Linked DNA regions of Mus musculus: region 1 is linked to region 2. A link is a loop called in an ENCODE intact Hi-C map of the cell type or tissue named here. Cell type or tissue: heart. All regions are shown on one strand. Each heading gives the region's core, and the rest is flanking DNA. Links, peaks and the distances in the headings are about the cores only. Region 1 holds the start of Fam50a (family with sequence similarity 50, member A). Region 2 holds the start of Fam3a (family with sequence similarity 3, member A).

Region 1 (8,331 bases), core at 205-8,204, 82 kb after region 2:
AAACAAAACGACTATCTGAAAAAAACAAAACAAAACCCCAGCGATACACAGTGAGATTGATAACCTTTCCACTAGTCTGTGCACTATAGAACAGCTCCTAAGGTGGAAGCAGGATAAGACCCTGTCTCAAAATAAATGAAGTAAACAAAACAAAACACAACACTACTTTATACATATACCCCTGAGTACTACTGAATATGTAGCTAGCTAAATAAGGAGTAATGGTATTATTTCAGATACTGTTGGGTTAAATGTAGTGCTAAAATTACTGTGGAAGGGAGCAGTATAGTAATTCCCCCGTGCTTAGGGAAAGCAGCAATTCTGAGTGTCCTGAGCCCATACTGACCCTGTGGCCTGGCAAGGCACAGAACAGATGTGCATACATAGGGTTGTACTTTGGAGGCACAGGATTTCAGCAAGTGTAGATCCAATTCACCAATCACAATTAATCATTGTCCAGTGGCTGCTCGTGGTGAGCAGTCACCATACTTGACAGTGTGTTCACAAACATTCCCATTACTTCAGAAAGTTTTAGCAGGCAAGGCTAGTCCAGATTATATTCTCCCCTTCTTAGTTTATCCTATGTGCTGCAAAGAACAGCTTCTGGATCCTTTTAGACCAGGCACTAGAAGTACTCTGATAACTTCTCACACTAGTGGCTCCTATAAAGGGGCTATTGGCCTAGTTCTGTCTCATGGTGACTGAGGCTAAAATTTAAAAAAAAAAAAAAAAAAAAAAAAAAGAGTGTGCTTCTTCTTTGCTGGCCCAAATGTCAGCACAAATGCCAGAAGAGAGCTCTGGTGGGCTGTACCCTCACCTTCCCTCTCCAGTTCCTCCTCGTACATAGCCATCTCTTCCTCCTCTTCAACTCCCTCCTCCTCTTCCTCCAAGGTGAAGGACAGGCTGGAGATCTTCCGCTTGGCCTCCTTCTTGCGCTCCTTCTCTCGAAGCTTCTCTAGTTTCCTACCAAGGCATGGGTGGCCATCATGCCCCATGTTCCTGCCCTGAGGCCCCTTCCCTGACCCAGAGCCACTGTGTGCCTAGCATGGGGTCCACTCAGCACAGGCTGGATCTCCCCAGCACCCCAGAGGGATTCTATTTGCCCTAGTCACTTCAAGCTCAAGGGCAGGACTCTGTGACACATCAAGCATGGGGCAGAAAGGAATGGGGACAATGCAGGCTGTTCAGGCACCCAGGAAAAAGAAAGGGCTCAGAAAGGACTCACCACCTTTACAGAGGAACAGAAAGAAAGATAAACCTGGAAAGTGAGAACCAGTGTGGAGCTCAATAGATACCACAACTGCTCCCAAAGCAGGAAATGGGTTCTCCCTATGGAATGGGAATGGAACAGCCTGACCCACCCCCAGGAGTTCCCAAGCGCTAAGCTGCACTGTGAGGGGAGAGCTGCTGAGGATGGGGGACCCACAGCTGTAGCTCCTTTGACTGCTCCTTTTTTGCCAGCTGTTTCTCTCGCTCCTTCACCAGTGCCTCCTGTTTGGCCTTCATGTCATTCAGAGTCACAAGACCTGTGAGGCAAGAAGACATGGGAAGAAAGGCTAGTCAGCCAGGGCCAGCAAAAGAGTGACACCTAGGACTAAAAAAAAAGGTGGTACATGTGTCCTGCTCACCCACAGTACTGGACTTGAGCTCTGCTTCCACAGCATCATAGTGTGCAGAGAATTTCTTGTCAATGTTAGATTTCATTATGTTCTCCTGCAGAGGAGGGACATATCAGTGAAGGCCATCTACCACTTCACTATGGAAGTGACAGAGTGGCTGTGGGTTCTAGACCCTAGTTCGAAATTTGTGCCTTAACATGCTATGACATGATCTTAGAAAAGAAAGACACCCTCCCTTCCTTTTCTGTCTGGAAGGGTCCACGAAATTGGGAAGGCTAAAGGAACCAAAGGAGGTCCTTCTCTTGGCATCCCTGAACTGCTCTGGCCCCCTCTTCAGGTCTCCTGCTGGGGCCCAGCACCCACTCAGTAATCTGTAGCCACCACCACTCACCTTCAGCCTTTAAGCTGAAGCTCCTGAGACCCAAGCCACGGGATTTCAGGAAGAGATAAATGGAAAAAAAAAAGAGGGATCAAAATGTCCAGACCCTGGAATTCTCCTTTTTGGCCCAGGATGCTGTCAGCAGCTCTCTGGAAGGCCACTGTTCTTCAGCCTGACCCCATATTAATAAGTGCCCTGTAGGTACTCTGAAGGGACCTCCAAATGAGTAGCCAGTAGAGGCAAACTTCCAGCTGCCAATGAGGCAATGAGGCCGGAACTGTAGGACTAGGTGTCTATACAAGCATAGTTGAGGGTGGACAATACTTCCATCTGGCCGGGCATGGTGGCACATGCCTTTAATCCCAGCACTTGGGAGGCAGAGGCAGGTGGATTTCTGAGTTGGAGGCCAGCCTGGTCTACAGAGTGAGTTCCAGGACAGCCAGGGCTACACAGAGAAACCCTGTCTCAAAAAACCAAAACAACAACAACAACAAAAAACAAAACAAAACAAAAAAACTTCCAACTGAAGACTGGTTTGGGCGTTTGTCTTCTCACTTCCCCAGATAGGGCCTGCTCTCACCTGGAGAGCTAAGGCCCCCTGCTCCTCTCAGGAGTCTTGCCCAAAGGATCAAGCTGTGGTCAGCTTGGTATCGCGCTTCTGAATGCAGCGACCACTCACTAAACAAACCCTGGGAGAAACTCTAGTACTCTGTAATGAGTGAGACTCAGTGGCATACCCCTGTGCCTCTCCACAGGAAGTGGGGTCTTCCCAATAAGCATTGGAAGGCTGGGAGCTCTGTACTCAGGAGGAGTGCCAAGGAGTCTCACCCAACATCAGTGTGCTCCCCATCTCTGACATGGACCAACACTGAGCCCATTTTATAGATTAGACTGTCTCGGCTGACTTCTGTTACTAGAGATGCACAGCAAGTCTCGCCACCAACGCGGGGCCCGCCCTCCGGGCACTCATAGCCCACTGTTGAGGTCTCCCAGAGACGAGTGGCAGGAGACCGCCAGGGGGTCCGCGCGGAGCGCAAGCTCTGAGGTGCCCCGGCCTGGCCCACACCTCTGCAATCCTCTGCTTCATCTGCTCCATTTGCTCACGCTGCTTCTCCCTCTTCTTCATTAGGTGCATGGCGCGTCCCGCCTCGCTTGCAGCGCCCTTGTACTGGGCCATGGTGGCAGCAGCGGTTTCAGCGAAGGCAGTGGCGGTTTCAGCGGAGGCAGCGGCAGCGGCAGCGGCAGCGGCAGCGGCAGCGGCGGCGTTGGCAGCGACGACAGCGGCAACAGTGACTTTTGCTTGGAGAAGTCGTGGAGGCGACGGCGACGGCAGTGGCGGCGGCAATTTAGTCAGCTGATGCGTGACGTCAGCCACCAGGGAACGTGCGGACGCAGGCCCTGCCCTACGCCCGCGGCTCTGACACGTGATCGCACCTCGCCCCGCCTCACAGGAGGCCGGACGAGTTCATCCCATACCCAATGCGAAATCACCAGTTCTTTCTGCTGGTTCCTTGTGACATGGAGCTGGGTCCTCTAGCTTCCTGTACACCCTCAAAGTTAAATGCTATCTTAAGCTGGCCCTCCATTCCTCCTAACTTCTTTCTGTTAGTCCCAAGGCTGAGCGCGCTGCTCCCAACTTGGATGATGGAACTGAGAGCCATGTCTCAGTCAGGTGTACCCCTTCCCACGGAGGCTGTTTTTCCTCCTGCTTGGTCACACACTGACACATTTGGTTGCTTGGATTTTTTTGTTGTTGTTTTTTCCGAGACAGGGTTTCTCTGTGTAGCTGACTGTCCTGGAACTCACTCTGTAGACCAGGCTGGCCTCAAACTCAGAAATTGGCCTGTTCTCTGCCTCCCAAGTGCTGGCATTAAAGGTGTGTGCCACCCCTGCCCAGCTGAATTTTTTTAGCTATCATCCAAGGCTAGGTCCAGGTCCCTTTGCTCCCCCAGGACTGAGACTCCTGATACCTCTCCTTTAAAAATTTGTGTGAGGCAGAGGAGATGGCTCAGGCAATGGTGAGTACCCAGAATCGATCCCCAGCATTCAAATAGCTCACAACTGACTGTAACTCCAATTCCTGGAGATACTGGCTTCTGCAGGCAGCAGATATGCAAGTTGTGCACACCCACCTAGGCAAAATAGCCATACACATAAAAATTTAAATGTGTTTGTTTACATGTTGTGCACAAGCCACTGAACATGTGCAGAGGTCATATTGTGGAATCAGTTTTCTCCTTCCACCTTTACATGGGCTCCAAAGATCAAACTCAGGGTCACATAGAAAATATCTTTATGCATTGAACCATCTCACCTGTGCTATTCTGCTTCGGAGAGGTCAGTATAGCCTTGAACCCAAAACCTCCACACTGACTTCTGATTTGGAAACCACTAGTAAATGATGACCCGTCCAACACCAGATGACCTACTTCACCTGCCTTGATCCTTGCGGATACAGTTCTAGTCCAGAAGCTAAATTGCCCCAGTCCTGCAAAACAGCCTTAAAGCAGAGAACCTAAAGAGCCAGGCTTAAGTTTCAATAGTTTTATTGGGAGGTTTTTGTTTTCTGTGAAATATACTAGAGCTTGGGGAAGGGGACACATTCACTTTGCAAGGTAAGGGTTTCCCACCACTAAAGGAAAAGGCATGGGGCAGGGTACACTGGGGTTTGGATCCACTTTCCTACCTCCTTCTGCTTTGCTCACATTACTTTTTCTCAGTGAACACAACACAAAAGAAATTCAAAACAGATCAACCTCCAGAGGGGGTCACACCTAAATCTTCTCCCATCCCAGGCTTTGCCAGCACTGGGAGAGGCCAGGGCAGCTCACTCTACAGCCCTAGGCTGCACAGAAAGGCTGAGGGCTCAGACAATTACTCCAAAGTTAATAAATTAGAATAAATTATAAGGAGGAGGAGGAGGAGGAGGAATGCAATTTTGTGCTGGGAGGGTCCCTTCTCTCCAACACCTAAGAGTTGGGGGAGGAGATGGGTATCTCCAAAGGCCACTACATTTGGGACTAAGAGCAGTGGGGGTGGGGGTCAGCTTTTCCTCCACTCCTTCCCAAACAGCAAAATTGGGGGTGCACGATGCACACACACATGCACACACATGTACACACGCACACACACGTACGTACACACACGTACACACACGCACGCGCGCGCGCACACACACACACACACACACACACACACACACAAAGTTCTCTTTCCCTAGAACAAGGACAGACCAAGAAAGAGGATACTATCCAACTCCCATCTCCCAAACCATCCCTAAGGTTAAGGATATGGTCAGTGAATAAAATCAATAAGGTGGGTGATTGGAATGTGGTAGGGGAAGCAGAAGATGCTGGAAACAAGGATGCCTAGCCATACCATCTCCCCTGCCCTAGAGAAGGACATACAAGTTGGGGAGAGGGGAACAGGGGCTGGAGGAGGGGAGTCAGCAATCACTGATCAGCTTCTCCAAAGACATCATTCTGTTTGCGCTTCATGTTCTCAAAATCAAAGGCAGAACCAGCCATGCGTTTGTAGATATCTTTGATGTCATTGCAGGTTGTCTCAAAGTGTGTGGTAGCATCATAGGAGCAGGAACAGAACACCTGTAAATAGACAGAACCCCAGGGCTCACGGAAGTCAGGCAGAGGATCTTGGATAGACTGCAAGAACCAAGGCTGACTGGGACAGCATTTTTACCTGACTCTCTGAACCATCATCAATGGGCTCATATAAATCACTGATAGCCACAAACCTAAGGGGCAAATAAAAGAAAAGAAAGAAGAGAAAAGTCTCATAATGGGCCTTGCCCATTCCTAATCCCCAACCTCCCCATAAAGTTTGGTTCAGCCTCTCACTTCTGGTCAATGGGTTCCAACAGCTCCAATGCAGGCTCAACTTCCTTTTCTGGTTCTGCAGTCTCTACAGTGGTGCTGGCAATGGCGATGTATTTGCCCTGTGCGGCCACGTTGTGCGCATAGGAGATCATGCACACATAGATGTCTGACCATGGGAAGCCAATTGGTTAACATGTACCAGAGGAAAATGGCCACACACAAAAAGTAGTTCCTAGAGGCTAGACAGGAATCTGGCCCACATGCTCCTGCTCCCAACCCAACATGTAAACAGCATTCAAACTGTCATTTTCATGAACAAGGTAAGAGCTCAAGCCATCCAAGCCGCAGGGATTCTGTAACAAAATGTCACAAGAAGCCCTAAGATTTCTTGTGAGAAGAGATGCATAACAGCCTGGCCTACCTGACTTCCTGTTGACCTGGTTCTGAGGGATGATAATTTGGCAGGAATTGGCATCATTGGTATTCTTGATGGGGTGGCTGAGGATACAGATGATGCGAATAACCTGGCCAGCCTTTTGCACACGGTCTGGGATGTAACTGGGATCACAGATCAGCTGCTTGCAGCGGGCCACCTGTGAAGGTACCAGAAGGGTTTGTACCTGTTGGAAAGGCAAGCCAGGCAGCTCTGAGCTGTCATCACTGTCCCTTTCTTTGAAGCTCAGAGAGATCAGCCCTCATATACAGGGCTAGGTGACCCTACTGCTAAAACACAATGATCACAAAAATGGGCTTTTTTTTTTCTGCTGCTGGAGTTTTTATTTGAGACTGTTTGACCCAAACTAATCTCAACCTCAGGATCTTCTTCACTAGCAGCCTCAATTCTCATGCCCCACCACAGCAGGCTGAAGGATGGTTGGGGGGAGGCATGTTATCTCAGTTGGTAGAGTGCTTGCCTGTTATGCATAAAGCCCCAGGTTAGATTCCCGCAATGCATAAAGCAGGTCTCTTGACACACACCTGTAATCCAGCATCAAGAAGGTGGAAGCACAAGGATTAAAAGTTCATCCTCAGCTACATTCAACATCTGACGCCAGCCCGGGGTACAGGGCACCCTTTCCAAAAGAATACTTTCAGGAATACAAAATATGTGACTTCTGAAGGATACTTCTTGATTGATTTATATTCATCTGCCTTGGCTCCCAAGTACTGGAAAACAGCTGTGTGCCATTACACCTGGCATTTTGAAGGGTATTTCTTGCCAACAGGAATAACTATGTAGAGTTTCCCTGACCACCCAGTCCCTAGCTGTAAGCTTCTCAGGGTTAAGCAGCAGCAAACTCACCAGTAATAAGGCTCCCTAAGAACATAGCCCTGAAAAAGACCAAACCACGGTAATACAAATGTATATGGCAGGCTTACCTCTCCCTCAGATTTGACACCCACCACCTTGCCATTTTCCATGATGATGTCATCCACTGGTTTGTTCAGCATGTATGTTCCCCCATAGATGGCACTCAATCTATAGTAAGGAAAATGACAAGGGAGTCTTCTCAGGAGAATGGTGACCGATCCTACTCTACTCTCCCCACCCCACCAGTGGGGTAAAGAAACTACACAGGTAGACAGAGTTCAATTCCAACTGTTTCAGGTGTCTCCCCCATAAATTTGGGCCCATTTTTGGCATATTCCTTCTTCTCTGCTGTTTCCATCCATAATACTCTGTTCTGCAAATGGGTCAATGGAAGGCAGCATGAAGGAGTAGCTCCACACAGAAATGGCCCAGGAGTCAAGAATAAAGAACTGTCAGTAAAAGAGCCAGCTCCCAGGGAAGCCCAGACTCAAGGTTCTGGGGTCCTAGACTTAGACCTGGTACTACCAAGAGCTAAGGGAAGCTATGTTCATGGTGACCTAGTCCTTTACTTTGTATTTCATCTATTTTTTAAATAAATTTTTATATTTATTTATTCATATGTGTGTTTTATTTACATGTATGTCTGTACACCACATGTATGCCTGATGCTTGTGGAGGCCAGATGAAGGTTTTGGATTCCCTAAAACTGGAGTTATGGGTGGTTGTGAACTACCATGTATGTTCACATTGGAACTGAACCTGGATCCTCGGTATAAACAAGTGCTCTTATCTGCTGAGCCATTTCTCCAGCCTCTACTCTGCTTTTTAATGCACTAGCGCAGTGCCCCCATTACCCAGGGATGGAATAATATACATGAAAATTAGATGGGAAAGTAGGAGATGCCTCAAAAATATTCAAGGTAATTTTCATTCTTGGCCTTAGTCTTACTAGTAATACTATCCGAAAAAGACAGATCCTCACCTGGCAAAGCCCTGGGGCAGCTCACCCAGGCCATACAGTGGGTATAAATAGGGGCTCTTGCCATACCGGGCCAGGGACTCGCTGTACAACTTGATGCGGTTAATAGTCTCAAGACAGGGCTGATCCAGGTAGCTGGGGAACAAGAGCCAAGGAAGATGCTTTGGCAGCGGCATCCTTGCTCACCTACAAAGACACCAGCCAAC
Region 2 (8,331 bases), core at 146-8,145:
GATGGTTCTTAAACTCTTTAACCTCCCTTTTAGCCCAATACTCACCAGAGGGAAAGAAAGGATATGGGGAAAGTAGACCTGTTTAGAAAGATTCTTTGGAGCAACTCCCGTCTGTGTTGTCTAGAAATCAGCAGTTCAGTTCACGTGTTAGCAGACAGCTCAATCCACTCGCAAACACTTCATGGATACACCAACAGTCCAGAGTAGGGATAGCAAACATGAATCAGCAGCGGTGACACAACCTAGCAGAGACAGCCAGGCCTCAGCCTCTGCACAAGTCAGCAAGAGGGACGGACCCCAGAAGAACACCAAAAGAAGTTCTCGGATGTGCCTCTCTCAGCAAAGCAAAGATCAGTGAGACCAACAAGCATTACATAGCCAGCTCTATAAGCACACCTAGCTCAGCCTCTGTCACTGTCTATTGGGTCCTATTTATACCCTCCAAACATCATGTGTCCTCCAGGGCTTGCCTCAGCACATGCATCTGTCTCAGCTGACATCACTCTGCCAATCAGCCTGAATCTGAAGAAGCGGCAAGAAACTGTAGCACACCACCAGAAATTTCTCTCTATGGAGTCCTGACAAATACAGCTCAACTACACAACATAAGGCAGACCAATACATGTATCATTTGCAAAGAATCCCTCATCATGTGTCCTTTCATGTGCCTGCTTTAGTGAACATCCTCTCTCCTGTGTCTGCTTCAGCTAAACATTCCTTCACGAGTCTCCCTTAGCCTTTCACGTATGTCCACTTCAGCTAAATGTTCCTTCACATATTTGCCCCAGAAAAACACCATCCAACCTTAAGTTTTCACTTCACCAGTCCTCTGAAAGAGCAGTAAGTGATTTTATCCTCTGGGCCATCTCTCCAGCCCTCTGGTTTGGTTTGGTTTGGTTTGGTTTGGTTTGGTTTGGTTTGGTTTGAGACAGGACTTTACTATGGATCTCAGAATGCTGGCATTGGACTTATGTTATTGTATACCCAAGGAGGGCCTCAAATTTGTAGTCATCCTCCTGCCTTAGCCTCCCAAGTACTGGGATTACAGGCATATAAACAACACCTAGTTTTTTCTATCAGCTTAAAAACCTCCCAAACTAGGATGCATTACAGTCTTTTAGGACACTACATAGAACATATTGACTAGGTTCCAAATACAATACTTTTAGGGGTAGGGATGTAGTTCAGTTGATAGAGTGTAGTTCATGAAGCCCTATAGGTCCCATTTCTAGCGATACATAAAACTAAATGTAGTGGCACACTACTGCGATCTCAACATGTATGAGGTGGAGGCAGGAGAATCAGAAGTTCAAAGGGGAGGGGAGGGAGAGAGGTAGGAATGAAGAAGAAAGAAAGTTAGCTACAGGTTTTCAATATTCCTTGAAGAATGCACGTGCGCGCACACACACAATGTTATTCAAGTTGTCTTTTAATGATACAAACATGAAATCTTTAAAAACAAAGATGGGGTTTTAAAAACACCAATACTTAATACGACAGCATTTAGCTAACTTCCCTGCCCTGTTCAATCTGGACAGAGCACAGTGGCTTTCTAAAGCTACATGTAGAATCTCACATATATTTTTGTTTGCCCAACCAAAATATCAACAAAAGTGAAATATTTAGAGGTTTGGTCTGAAGAGATTTCTCATTGATAAGAGTATGTATTGCCTTTTCAGAGGACCCAGGCTCAGTTCCCAGCACCCACATAACAGCTCAGAAACATCTGTAACTCCAGCTCGAGGGAATGCAACACCTTCTTCTGGCCTCCAAAAGCACCAAGTATAGACGTGGTGCACAGACATACACGCAGGCAAAACAGCCATGCACATAAAATAAAACAAATAAAATAAATTTAAAATTTAAAAATTAATAAAATTTATCTGTCAAATGTTGAAAATGTGGACTAGAGCCAGATATGCTGTCATATCCTATAATCCCAGCATTTAAGAAACAGAGACAGGGGGGCTGGAGAGATGGCTCAGCGGTTAAGAGCGCCGACTGCTCTTCCAAAGGTTCTGAGTTCAAATCCCAGCAACCACATGGTGGCTCACAACCATCCGTAATGAGATCTGGTGCCCTGTTCTGGAGTGTCTGAAGACAGCTACAGTGTATACAATAAATAAATAAATAAATAAATAAATAAATAAAAAGAAACAGAGACAGGAGAACATGGAGTTCAAGGTTATCTTTGCATGCACAGTAAGTGTGAGCCTTTTTGTGTTCACTTCACTCTGATTTCATTACATGTATTTAAAGTTAGTGTGCATGTGTGCAGATACAGGTGTCATAGTGAAGAGACACAAGGTAACCCACCCTTGTCTCTGTGCGCTGAGTCTCTCACTCCCTAGTCCCCATGCCAAGTTAAACAGCCAGCACTCCCACCTTGGTGCAGATGTCCCCTACCTTTGAAGGAGGCAGAAAATTAATGCCCTTGAAGTGATAAGGCTCCCATTCTTGAGCTATCAGAAAGAGGCAACCGAGTGTTCCCAGACAGCTATGGCCAGCTTGTAAAAATACACTAGCCTCTGATTACAGAATGAGTTATTTCTCCCCAGGTCAAAAAGATCCTTTTCCAGATGTATCAAACAAACATCAGTTTTGAAGGATAGCATTCCTTTACTGCCTATCATGTAATGCCAAGACTTGAATGCCCCAGCTTATGCATCTCATTCATATATATATATGTGAATATAATTTAACCATTTAATTGTATTTTTTCCAAGACAGGGTTTTTCTATGTAGCCCTGGTTGTCCTAGAACTCACTCTGTAGACCAGGCTAGCCTCAAACTCACAGAGATTCACCTGCCCCTGTCTCCAGAATACTGGGATTAAAGGCATGTGCCACCATCCCTAGCTTTAATTGTCCATTTTAAATGATAAAGGGCTGAGGTTTTGTGTCAGCCATAAGGCATATGTATGTCAAAAGCCATAAATTTAATTTTCAGAACACACACACACAAAGTCCTGGAGAAAATAGACTGAAAGTTTGTCCCATGAGTCATAAAAGACCTGGATCTCCACCTATAATCCCAGAACTAAGTAGGTATAAGCAAGAGGTCCAAGGACATCCTTGGAAACATAGTGAGTTAAAGAATATACGAAATTCCCATCTCAAAAAATATGTAGCAGGACTGGGTGTGTTAGCATACGCCTTTAATTCCATCATTCAGAAGGCATTTAATTCCATCATTCTGTACATTTGAGGCCAGCCTGGTCTACAGATGCCCTTGACCACAAGCATTGGAGAGTGCCTATGAGGAAGTACTCAGTCAATATGGAAACTACTGTATTCTTTTTTTTTTAATATTCATTTTGTTGTTGTTGCTGTTACTATTTTATCTTTACTTAATGTTTTATTTTAAAAATTAATTATTATTTGTGTGTGTGTGTGGAGGAGGAGGAGGAGGAAGAGGAGGAAGAGATCAGAGAGGTGCCAGATCCCCTGAAGCGGTTGTGAGCTGCCTTATGTGAGTGTAAGGAATCCAGCCCGGGTATCCTGCAAGAACAGTATGTGCCCTTAACCACTGAGTCATCTCTCCAGCTTCCTACAATTTTTGAAATTTTATTTTTTTTATATAAGTGGTTTCCCTACATGTACCACATGTGGTACGTGTACCACATGCATGCCTGGCGCCTGAGATGGTCAGAATAAGACATCAGATTCCCTGAGACAGGTTTCATGCAGCTAAGGCTGACCTCAAAGTTGCTAAGTGGCCGAGGATGCTTTAAACCCTTTATCCTCCTCTCCCGTCTCCACTTTCCAAGTGCTGAGATTACAAGTGTAACCAAATTGAAAACGCTATCATCTAACCAAAACAGTGCTTCTGTAAACTTTTCTGTATTTTGGAGCATTATGGAAGTGGGGTGGAGTTCCTGTAAGTAAGACCATTGGGTCAAAGGACAGGAATGCAGCTGCCTGAGACACAGATAGATCCAGCTTAAAAGGACTGGCCCAGCTGCCCTGGCACTGTAGGCGGTCAGGGGAAAAGGCTCAAACATGAGGGTCAGGAGCAATGTTCCAAACATCCCTTCACTGATTGATACATAAAACAGAACGCTCTCACGAAAGAACACTAAGCAGAAAGAAAGCAACCAAAGGCTCAGGTTTACCTCCGCATGTGCTTCTGAACCGTCCATGCTCTTAAAGAACACATATCAACCTTAAGTCATTATCTGTGTCCCCGCATCCATCCTCTTATGAGCCATGAAAGCTCTGATATCAAGTCACAATCGGAGCTTCAGCTCATCAAATATAGAAATAGATCGCTCACCTAAGAGGACGTGTGGAGGAAGTGGGAATGGGGGCTCTGGTGTTTTATGCCCGTAATTCCAACATTTGAGAGCCTGAAGCAGGTGAATCGCTCCAAGTTTGAGAACAGCCTGGGTTACATAGAGTTAAGCAAACATGAACTGTAAAGTGTATAGTACCTCAAAGTCTAGAAGGAGATTTCATCTTGAAGCAGTGACACTGTAGGAAGCTAGGCGGCTCAGCTTTAGCACAAGAGGAGTGCACAGCCACACTCGGCACCTCCCACCCAGCCTCTGGAGGAGAGGGAGGAGGCCGGTCTGGAGGTGGAGCCTCCGTGAGGACCTGCGGACCTACAGCACAGCCTATGGGCCTATGGCGGAGCGACGCCTGTGGGCTGTGGCCTTCTGCGGGCGGCCATTGTCGTGCCTGATAAGCTTTTCTACGTGACTCACTTGCTTCACCTAGCCGGCAGAGCGAGACAACTGGGTAACTCCCTGATCCGGTCTGCTTCTCCCTACACCCAGACAACATCCTTGGCCCGCCCAATCTCTGCCACCAGCCTCGAGCGGATCGACCTGAGCCCCGGGCCTAGCACCGGAGGGATCCGGGTGGAGAAGAATCATTGCTACGCTCCAGTCCTGGAGTCTGTTAGCCAGACTGTGAGGCGCAACGGATTCCTAAGGCTCTCCTGGCCAGGCAGGACTTCTCCCAGCACTCACGAGGAACTGAGCCTGGACTGGTGTTTGGAGGAACAAGTCATAACACCGATCGCTCCCAGCACAGACTTGCCACTGCCCCCACCCCCAAACCTACTCTCTCCTGTTTCATTCCCCCCAGAACCCACAGTTCCCAAACAGTGCACCTGCGGGAGATCTCAACCCAGCTGGAGAAGTGGACATGAGGTTGGCAGGTGGGTGGCTTCCACAGCGAACTGAAGAGAGGCCAGGTGTCCTAGTGCCTGTGTTAGGAGAGGCCTGGGTGGTCACTGGTTTGTTTATTTATTAATGGATGACTGTGCACAAGCACTCATTTTATGAGCAAATTCACCTCTGAGGACTTCAGCTTCCCAAACTATAAGGATTGATTTTATATAGAGAGATAGATATAGATAGATGTTGATAATATATATAATCAATATATATAAGTTAAGGATATATATATATATATATATATATAAAATCTCCAGAGATTGAATGGATGGAGAGGAGTGGATAGTAGAGATAGAGAGATGTAGCCAGAAGAGAACTGACTTAGGTGCCTTTGAGGTTGGGTATGATCTAAGTGGTAGCTCTGCTGTCAGCTGGACTACAAACATGAATGTGCCTTGGAGGGACTGTTTGGGGTGAGAGTAGAATTTGAAAACTGGTAAAGTAGCAGCTTTGTGGATAAGTCCAAATTGGACATTAAGGAACTGGCTGGGAGGATATGAGTTCAAGACAGATCTGGGCTGGAGGTGTAAGGTGTCATTGCTGCATGGTGAAATCTCCCATACAGTATGAAGATGGGAGAAGGCAGCCTGGAAAAGAACACCTTTTGAGGAGAGAGTAATGGAACACAATCTAACCAACAAAGGGAGTCCCAGAGAATGGGGTCAGGAGACAGTACTGTCCTGGAATCTAGTAGTGAAGTGTCAAGAAAGAGCAGTCAGACAATCAGAAATGTGACATCATAAAAGTCATAGGTGGTCTTGTTTGGAAGGTTATTTAGTTGGTGTTATGGGAGCACGACTAGATTGGAAGAATTTTGGGAGAGAGTTGGGGAGTGAGGTAATAGAAATCACAATGTAGATGACTTTTATGTGTATGCTGGGGGATGGAAACCAGGGTCTTATGCATGCTGAGCAAATGCTCTACCACAGAGCTATATCCCAAGCCAGAATATAAATTTTTAAAGAGTTTGGTGGAGAAGAGGAAGATGAAGAATCAAAGAATGAGATTTTTCTTTCAGGAGCTCTGTTTCATCTTTATCTTACTAAGTTAGGACCTGTTGATAATATGAGAGAAAGTGAGATAGAAAGAAGTCTTAGCACAATGTATCTGAGACAGGAGATATCTTGATGGATCCTGAAGCAGGTAGAAGGACTGGTCTTTACAAGGAGTATAGAGCTTCCAACAGAACAAGAGGAAAGGCAAAGCAGATGGGTGAACTGTAAATATTCTGATAATTTCAGAGGCAAGATGCTGAGGTTGGTGCTATGAAACCTTCCCAGAGCATGAGTTCTAAAAGGCACCTCCAAACCTGCTGGGGAGACCCAAACAGAGCAGCCTCAAGGTTTGAACTCACGTTCTTCCGTCTACTAGGAGGAAGTTCAAGCCTCTCTTTTGGGTCTGGTAGATATCGATTGGTCCCCCACCTCCCAATCGTACCATCACTTGTTCCCAAGTAGAAGGGGAGATCTGGTCATGTGAGGTAGTGGGTTATTGCAGATTTTGTTCACTGATGTCTAAGATAGTCCTGCTCTGTGTCTATCCTGCCTGCAGGCCCCCTGCGCATCGTGGCCCTAATCATCATTATGGGTCTCACCTGGATCCTAGTCACCATCCTCCTAGGTGGTCCTGGTGTTGGCCTTCCTCGAATTCAGCAGTTCTTCACCAGTGAGTGTGGGAATCCTCTTGATTCACTATAGAGGCGCCCAATATGGGTTATGGTGGTTGGGTTTCCCATTACCTTCATGGCAGGCTTCCTTTTGCCCTAGGTCTATCTTCTAACACAAATGCATCCTTGTTTCCACGAACCATCCTAGAGAACAACACTCCTAATTGTAACCAATAGAGTGGAAGTTGATAGAGTAAGAGTAAGGAGTGGAAAGGCCTCCATTGATTATTAATCATCTTCGACTTTCCGTTGAGCTCTGAGACACACAAGGGATCTTGCACTTTGTCACTGGTGCCAAGTCACCTAAGCACTATTTACAATTCCAATTCATCCTTTTCCTGAAGCAGGCAGTTTTATATCAGGGCATCATTGAAACTTGAGCGGGGAACATGCCAAGTATAGCCTGACTTGGCCCTGAGTCCCTGAGCCTGGTTGTTCTGCTGGAGGCTCCTGGAGGCCTCCCTGCTAACAGAAAAAACTCTCTACTTACAGGCCCAGAGAACTCAGTGACTGCAGGTAAGCCTCCTGTCCCTTCCCTATTCCCCCCGTACCTGTACTTCAGACTGCCTTTTGTGACACCCCTGCATGCTGTCAGCCAGCCCCACTAGGATCTCCATTCTCTGTCTGGCCTCTCCCAACTAACTATCATAGGCTTCTGGGCTGTAAACCTAATAAATGAGTTAGCCACCATCAGAAGATGAAAGGGGCAGGCATAGGAAAAAAACATTCCCATTCCAAACAAGAGACATTGGGATGAAGCAGGGGCTCATGGTCCTAAGCAAGTCCCAATCATAGCAGGGCAAGTTCTAGATGTCAAGGCCTAAGAAGAAATCTCTATATCATTCTCTAGGCCCACTGAAGTGACTGCATCCTCTGTTCCCTCTTTGGCCTCTTCATTCCTAGCTCTGTATTCAAAATCAACCTACCTACCTCCCACCCTTCCTTCCTTTCTCCCTCCTTTCTCTCTTCCCTCACTTCCTTCTTTCTTTCCTTCCTTTTGTCTTTCATTCCTTTGTTTCTTCCATCCTTGTATTCTCATCTCAGTTCTTCTCATAGGCTGACAATATTTCTGTTGGTATAAATCTCTAGCAAATTTTGCTGGCCTCTCATGCAGTTCCTGAAGGCCTAGGTTATAAGACAAGACAATCCTCCACAGATCCATTCTGTATAATCCTATCTCAAGTCCAGGCTTCTGAGAGGTAGGAGCACACACACAATCATGTGCTTCATTTCCTTAGCAAGTTCTTAGCGAGCCATCATCTCTGTGTTCTCTCTAAAGGATGCTTTTTTAAACGTTTTATAGTGCTGGGAATTAAACCCAGGACCTTACACATACCGAGCAAATACTCTATACAGAGCTATTTTTCTAGCCCATAAAATGTTTCCGGTTTTTTGACAGAGTTTTACTCTATAATACAAACTGACCTTGAACTTACTATGTAGCTCTCAAGCTCTATATTCCTCCTGTGTTACCCTATCAAAT

Evidence for each region. Hi-C counts contacts between places; a loop is a spot of excess contacts. Peaks named below come from ENCODE experiments on the same cell type or tissue, not always from the same donor. Only the 100,000 strongest peaks of a DNase experiment are listed, where the experiment ranks them.
Region 1: a loop joins it to region 2, with 2.1 times the contacts of the local background. A loop is called at or near these places in 2 of 42 quality-filtered maps.

The regions. Positions count from the first base shown.
Region 1 is chrX:74,308,059-74,316,389 of GRCm38, reverse strand. It overlaps Gdi1 (guanosine diphosphate (GDP) dissociation inhibitor 1), which reads right to left. Exons shown (of 11, transcript NM_010273.4): 6 at 8,129-8,260; 7 at 7,215-7,314; 8 at 6,256-6,427; 9 at 5,856-6,000; 10 at 5,698-5,752; 11 at 4,523-5,603. The coding sequence ends at 5,451. Fam50a (family with sequence similarity 50, member A) reads right to left here and starts at 3,357. Exons shown (of 13, transcript NM_138607.3): 1 at 3,065-3,357; 2 at 1,629-1,713; 3 at 1,427-1,526; 4 at 818-963. The coding sequence starts at 3,175. In heart, for the core only: no CTCF peak of the experiment used is centred there; a DNase peak (open chromatin) is centred at 3,419; H3K4me3 peaks cover 1,435 bases; H3K27ac peaks cover 1,522 bases; H3K27me3 peaks cover 420 bases.
Region 2 is chrX:74,389,507-74,397,837 of GRCm38, reverse strand. It overlaps Fam3a (family with sequence similarity 3, member A), which reads left to right and starts at 4,564. Exons shown (of 9, transcript NM_025473.4): 1 at 4,564-5,163; 2 at 6,734-6,847; 3 at 7,341-7,364. The coding sequence starts at 5,151. It also overlaps a transcript of Ikbkg not described here. In heart, for the core only: a CTCF peak has its summit at 4,507; a DNase peak (open chromatin) is centred at 4,597; H3K4me3 peaks cover 1,488 bases; H3K27ac peaks cover 1,331 bases.